Regions from separate parts of the Mus musculus genome. Here region 1 is linked to region 2. Evidence: chromatin contacts called from ENCODE Hi-C or POLR2A ChIA-PET data. All regions are on one chromosome and are shown on one strand. Each heading gives the region's core, a stretch centred on a gene start or an enhancer-like site at or near the end of the contact. The rest is flanking DNA. Distances are from core to core; before and after follow the strand shown.

Region 1 (2,700 bases), core at 133-2,632, 81 kb before region 2:
GAGGGCAGGAATACTGACCCTAGTGGAAGCTTGTAGAGAAATCAGAATTGGCTGGGGAAGTCCGCAGGTGAGCTTAGGCTCACAGCGGTCTTTCCCTTCTGCTAGACCATGAAGGAGAAAAGGAATCTCACTTGCCCTGGCTCAGAGGCTCCCGGTGCCCTAGTAGAGCTGCGGGTGGTGGTGGCCCAGACTCTCTTAGGAATGAGGCAACTCAGGTTGCGCAACCTTCCCTACCGGAGGTTTAGTCTAGTCCTTCAGGAAAAGCCTCTGGTCCCATTTAGGAGCCATTTTATCACGGGTATCTGGCAGGTTCTATTGAGGCTATTTTTCAAACCTGCAGTATTTACAGGGACAAGACTGGGCTGCTCCGGGGAGGCCGGGACGACTTCAGCCTTCCAGTTAATGGATGCATAATTGAGGAACAACGTGGAATTAGTGTCATCGTAAATGATCTAGTGTCTCAAGTTAATTTCACCCGTTTTTTGTTCCAAGAACATTCGAGTCAGTCATCTTGGCTAGCCGGCTTCCACCAAAAAGATTTGTTTTCCATCCAGCGTTTCAGACCTAGAGTTCAAGTTCTTGGCCCTTACAAGTTGCAGGAGCGTGTCTCACGCCTTGGCTTTTTTTTTTTTTTTTTTTTTTTTTTTTAAGGTAACATGTTATTCCTTGTTTTGCTTCTAGGAAGCAGAGGGTTGAGGAAATGGCTTGGGCGGGTGCATTAATGCAGCCGAAAAAGACACAGACTCCCTCCCTTGGGACCCGCGCGGCCCCGCGCTCTTTCCGAAGGTGCCTGGCAAGGCGTCCGGTTCCCTCGGACGCTCCGGGTCCAAGTGCCTTAAGCGGAGGGTCTCTGGCGCCTTCCTTCGCTGTCTGGCAACAGTCTGGCGGGGTCAGGGACCGGCGGGACCGCTCGGGAGAGGGCTCGACTGCGCCTCGTTCCTCGGTGCCAGGGACACCGTCGCGGGAGGCGCGGCCAGCTTCCCTAGGATAAGACTTCCCGCCCCGGGGGCAGGGCGGTGCACTTAGACGGTCCCCTCCTCAGTTTCGGGCGGTCACCAGAGCTGAGTAAGCTCGGTGGAGGGAGCTGGGTAAGGATTTCCTGAGAGCGATGGGCAGGAGGGGCTGGGGCAGCAGAGCACAGAGCAAGGACCCTGAACCTGCGAACCTGTCCGGCGACCCGCGCGCCTAGCGCCACCGCACGCGCGCTCTGGCCCCCGGGCTACCCGCCCTCGCCGGCCCCCGCCCCTCCGGGAGGAAGAAGAGGGTAGGTGGGGAGGCGGATGAGGGGTGGGGGACCCCTTGACGTCACTGGAAGGAGGTGCCGGGGTAGGAAGTGGGCTGGGGAAAGGTTATAAATCGCCCCCGCCCTCGGCTGCACTTCAGCGAGGTCCTTGAGAGGCTCGGAGCGCGGTGGCGGACACTCCCGGGAGGTAGTGCTAGTGGTGGTGGCTGCTGCTCGGAGCGGGCTCCGGGACTCAAGCGCAGCGGCTAGCGGACGCGGGACGGCGAGGATCCCCCCACACCACCCCCCTCGGCTGCAGGCGCGGAGAAGGGCTCTCGCGGCGCCAAGCAGAAGCAGGAGGGGACCGGCTCGAGCGGCTGCGCCGTCGGCCTCGGAGAGCGCGGGCACCGGGCCAACAGGCCGCGTCTTGCTCACCATGGTCAGCTGCTGGGACACCGCGGTCTTGCCTTACGCGCTGCTCGGGTGTCTGCTTCTCACAGGTGAGGCGCGCCAGGGACCATGAGTTGGAGTTCGGCGGGGATGGGCAGCCACGGGGTGGTCCGGGGGAAGCGAGCTCCGGCGGGAGCCGGGGACACTTGTAGCAGCGGGTACGCCTCGGGACACACGTCTTCCCCTCCACCCCCCAAGTGGGCGCCGCTGGAAGTTGGCATCACCGCTTAGACTCTCCTTAGCTCCACGCTGGGGTCAGAGCCAGAGTGCCTGCCGGGTGTAGCCGGAGCCGCTAGTCCCCTACCGGGTTCCCGGGTAGGCGCTCACTCCTTAGACTCTGGGAGTGCAGATCACCACACGGGTGGACCTTTCAGCATCCAGAGCCTGCTCCTAGGCTGCAGCAGAGTCCTCAAGGGCTAGTTGGAGCAAGCTAGATGTCAGAGAGGCTGCCCGGGGCTGGACAGAGGTGGGGTCGTTAGCGATGAGCTCGCTCCACCAGAGCAAAGGAGGACGAAATTGGGAGGGGTCCCGTGCCCGCGGCGAGCAGATGGAGCCCAGAGAAGGGCCAGCTCTGACTCCCGTACCCGCTTGGGTCCGTCCGGAGGAAGCTGGGGAACGCACAGTCTGCAGGGTTTCTTCCCAGCAGTTCGCGGAGCGCCGTCTCCCGGGTGGGGCCTCCGCGGTGTGGGGCGGGTGTGCGGTCCAGGTCCTCGGAGTGAGTGAGTGACCCAAAGCGACCCGGCAGCAAGTTTTGGAATTTTAAGCCCTACCTTTAGGTTATGAATCTAGAAGAAAAAACAAAAAAACAAAACCACCTGACAATTTAGACTGAAAGCTGTGGTTTAAGTAGTAGGTGAAGTTTGCGACCTCCTAAATCAGCGTTCTCTAGGATATGAAAAGCGCGGGGCGGGGGGGGGGGGGCGACCGATCAGGGGCCGGCAGATTTTAGGAGCATTTAATGTGGAGACCGTCGTCATCCAAGGGTCAAAAAGCTGGAGGGACCTCGGGAACTCTAACTCCAGGTCTGC
Region 2 (2,700 bases), core at 100-2,599:
TCCCTTTCAAGTCCACTGGGGGCTGCGAGCCAGACCCCGTGAGCACAAATGAGAACTGGCTTCTCCGCCTTCTCTTCTCTCCTTGCTTGATTCTCATGCCCATCATAGATGCCTCCTGTGACCAGTTGGCACCCATGCTCTCAGGTCACCCACACCAGGAAAGGCCTGGGCCTCACCTGTTCCTCTCACAGACATGGCCTGACCACCTCGTGGGGTGGGACGTGCAGTTCCACACCCCGGCTTCAGGTCTGTGATTGTTGTGGCCACATACCGAGATAAGCCCCGAAAACCCTCGTAGGTCGGATGTCATGGGCTCCGGTCTCCTGAGGACCTGTTTTCCTGTTATTTTTCTATTCGTAGTGGGGCTCCAAAGCAGAGAGCTTGCTGGTGGCTACCACCCCTGCCATACCCTCTATGTGAATGGAACATCTGAATCACTCCAACCCTTAGCCGCTCGCTCAGGGCCGTTCCTATCGATCTCTGTCCCAGCTGAACTTTGTGTCTTTTGCAGACGGTTAGCACATTGGTGGTGGCTGACTCTCAGACCCCTGGAATCTACAGCTGCCGGGCCTTCAATAAAATAGGGACTGTGGAAAGAAACATAAAATTTTATGTCACAGGTAAGCTATCGGGACTTCACCTACAGGGAAGTTGGGTGACCTCAGTCTTTCTTCTTTTTCTCTTTGCTTTTAACGCCCTTGGTGATTCCCCCCCCCTTTTTTTTAAACATAGACTTGTCACACTGTGAGGACCTCCATCCTTGCTCTCGGATAGAATTCCACAACATCTTTAGCTTCTCTAAAGAGCCACTTCCCGGAATTCTCTCAATTGTGTCTGTGTCTCTTTCCCAGACTGGGTTCTAAATTTGGGATCTTATATCCTCACTCTTGGACCCCCCTCAAGACCTACCTCTGGGTCTGGTACATAGTTCACTTCCAACCCCTATGATATTAGACGGGTTTTTTGATTGTTTGTTTTTTGGTTTGGGGAAGGAGGTTGTGGGTTTTTTGTTTGATTGTTTGTTTTACTTAGAAATGCATAGTTGAAGTAATTTAGCCCTTTGGGAGACTCAGACTCCCCTGTCAAAATCTGAAAGTGGGCTTTGTTCCTCATAATTAATGGGCTATTTTTTTTTGAGCATTTAAGAATTTTTAACTTTAAACCCTGATGGTCTCTACAAATCTTTAAACCTGCAAAGTACTCAAGTGGCGCTCCTTATGTCCCTCGGTGAGTCCAGGAAGGAAATAAGTTGCTCAAAGTCTAAAAACAATTGCCTGGCTCCACGCCTCCCCAGTTTCTGAGGGAACCTGGGCAGCCTGCCAACCCTCTGGAAACTTCACACTGCACGGAGCAGGCTGCTGACAGTGCCTAGAAGTCTCCAGAAAGAAATAGGCAGCCCTGAGTTCATAAGGCGTTTGCGTTTTCCGATGATGGGAGCCTGCAGCCAAACCCTAAAGAGTCTGGGCCGTGGAGCCGTCCTGAAGGTCATTCTCACAGGTTGGACCTGGACAGTGCCCTGCATTCTCTGGAGAGGGGAGAACACCACAGCAAAGCCCCCTTGACCGAGGACTGGTCCTCACCTTCCCACCTTACAAGAGCAGAAGACAGTGTTCCTCTTATATCCGCTCCCAGTAGCAAAGGCCTTTGCTGGGGAAGGATGCTCACAAAGATTTCACTAAGATTAGTCTAGGAGTAAATCCAGGAGCTTTGGAGTAAACCCGCAGTTCTCAACCTGCATGGGGAGGTCGCTCCACCCTTTCATAGGGGTCACCTAAGACCATCGGGAAACATTTTGCAATCCATAGCAGTAGCAAAATGACAGTTCTGAAGTAGCAACAAACTATTGCTAAGTATTGGTGGTATACGCCTTTAATCCCAGCACTTGGGAAACAGAGGCAGGCAGGATATATGAGTCTTAGGCCAACCTGGTCCAGGACAGCCAGGGCTAAAATGAGAAACCCTGTCTTAAAAAAACAAAACAAAAAACAAACAACAAAACAAATAAATAAAAATAAAACAAAAAAGGAAGAAAGAATAACATTTTGTTTAAGCAGTATATCTAAAATACTATATTACATTTTTAATATGTAGTCAACATTTAGGGGGTTATTTTCCTGGCGATTGAACTCCAGACGTGATGCAGATGTTTTACCACTGAGCTATGCCCATAGCCCTGTATTCATCAGAGAAATAAAACAACACACACATACACCCCACCCCTGCTCAAATTTTAATCAATTTAAAATAAATGAAATAAAATTCAGGCCTTCAGTCACATAGACCACTGATCAGTACTCCAAAGCTGCGTGTCAGCTCTAAGCCTCTGAGGGGGAGAACTGGAGGGTACTGAGCTGTGGGTGTGGGGGCGGGCATGAACAGATAGAGGGAAGAGGCTAGGCTTCCTCTACGTGTTCCGAGCTAAAGGAAAGCACCAGCAGCCGCCCACAAACTCTTTAGCCCCCCCGAGACTCATCTAAAACCATCCCACAAACCTTTACAGATGTTCCAACTTCTTGTGGACAACTGTGCCTACATCAGGACCTCAAGGCCAGGCTAGGCTTAGAGTCCTGGGGCCTCTCAGGGCTGCTGAGCCAAGAGCAACAGTACCTGCCATGCCTCTCACTCCATCCCTGTGAGTGAGAGCCATGCCCACATCTGCTCCCGGACCCTTCCCTCCACAGCTCTTCAGCCATTTCTTAT

What was found. Hi-C counts contacts between places; a loop is a spot of excess contacts on that map. ChIA-PET counts read pairs that join two places held with the same protein, here RNA polymerase II (POLR2A).
Region 1: a map of heart shows a loop between it and region 2 (2.2-fold over the local background). The contact joins the promoter of Flt1 here to the enhancer-like site in region 2. A Hi-C loop is called at or near these places in 3 of 37 maps with a recorded cell type or tissue (all heart). POLR2A ChIA-PET finds 5 or more read pairs at or near these places in 1 of 5 experiments (Patski).

The regions. Positions count from the first base shown.
Region 1 is chr5:147,724,693-147,727,392 of GRCm38, reverse strand. It overlaps Flt1 (FMS-like tyrosine kinase 1), which reads left to right and starts at 1,382. Exons shown (of 30, transcript NM_010228.4): 1 at 1,382-1,722. The coding sequence starts at 1,659.
Region 2 is chr5:147,644,045-147,646,744 of GRCm38, reverse strand. It overlaps Flt1 (FMS-like tyrosine kinase 1), which reads left to right. Exons shown (of 30, transcript NM_010228.4): 12 at 512-620. Among named protein-coding and RNA genes, the nearest start is that of Gm35383, 14 kb to the left of the region's middle. Within about 2 kb of position 1,349, at least 1 of the 3 ENCODE cell types and tissues checked has a DNase peak (open chromatin) inside an H3K27ac peak, as active enhancers do; it is heart, where a contact is called at or near this core.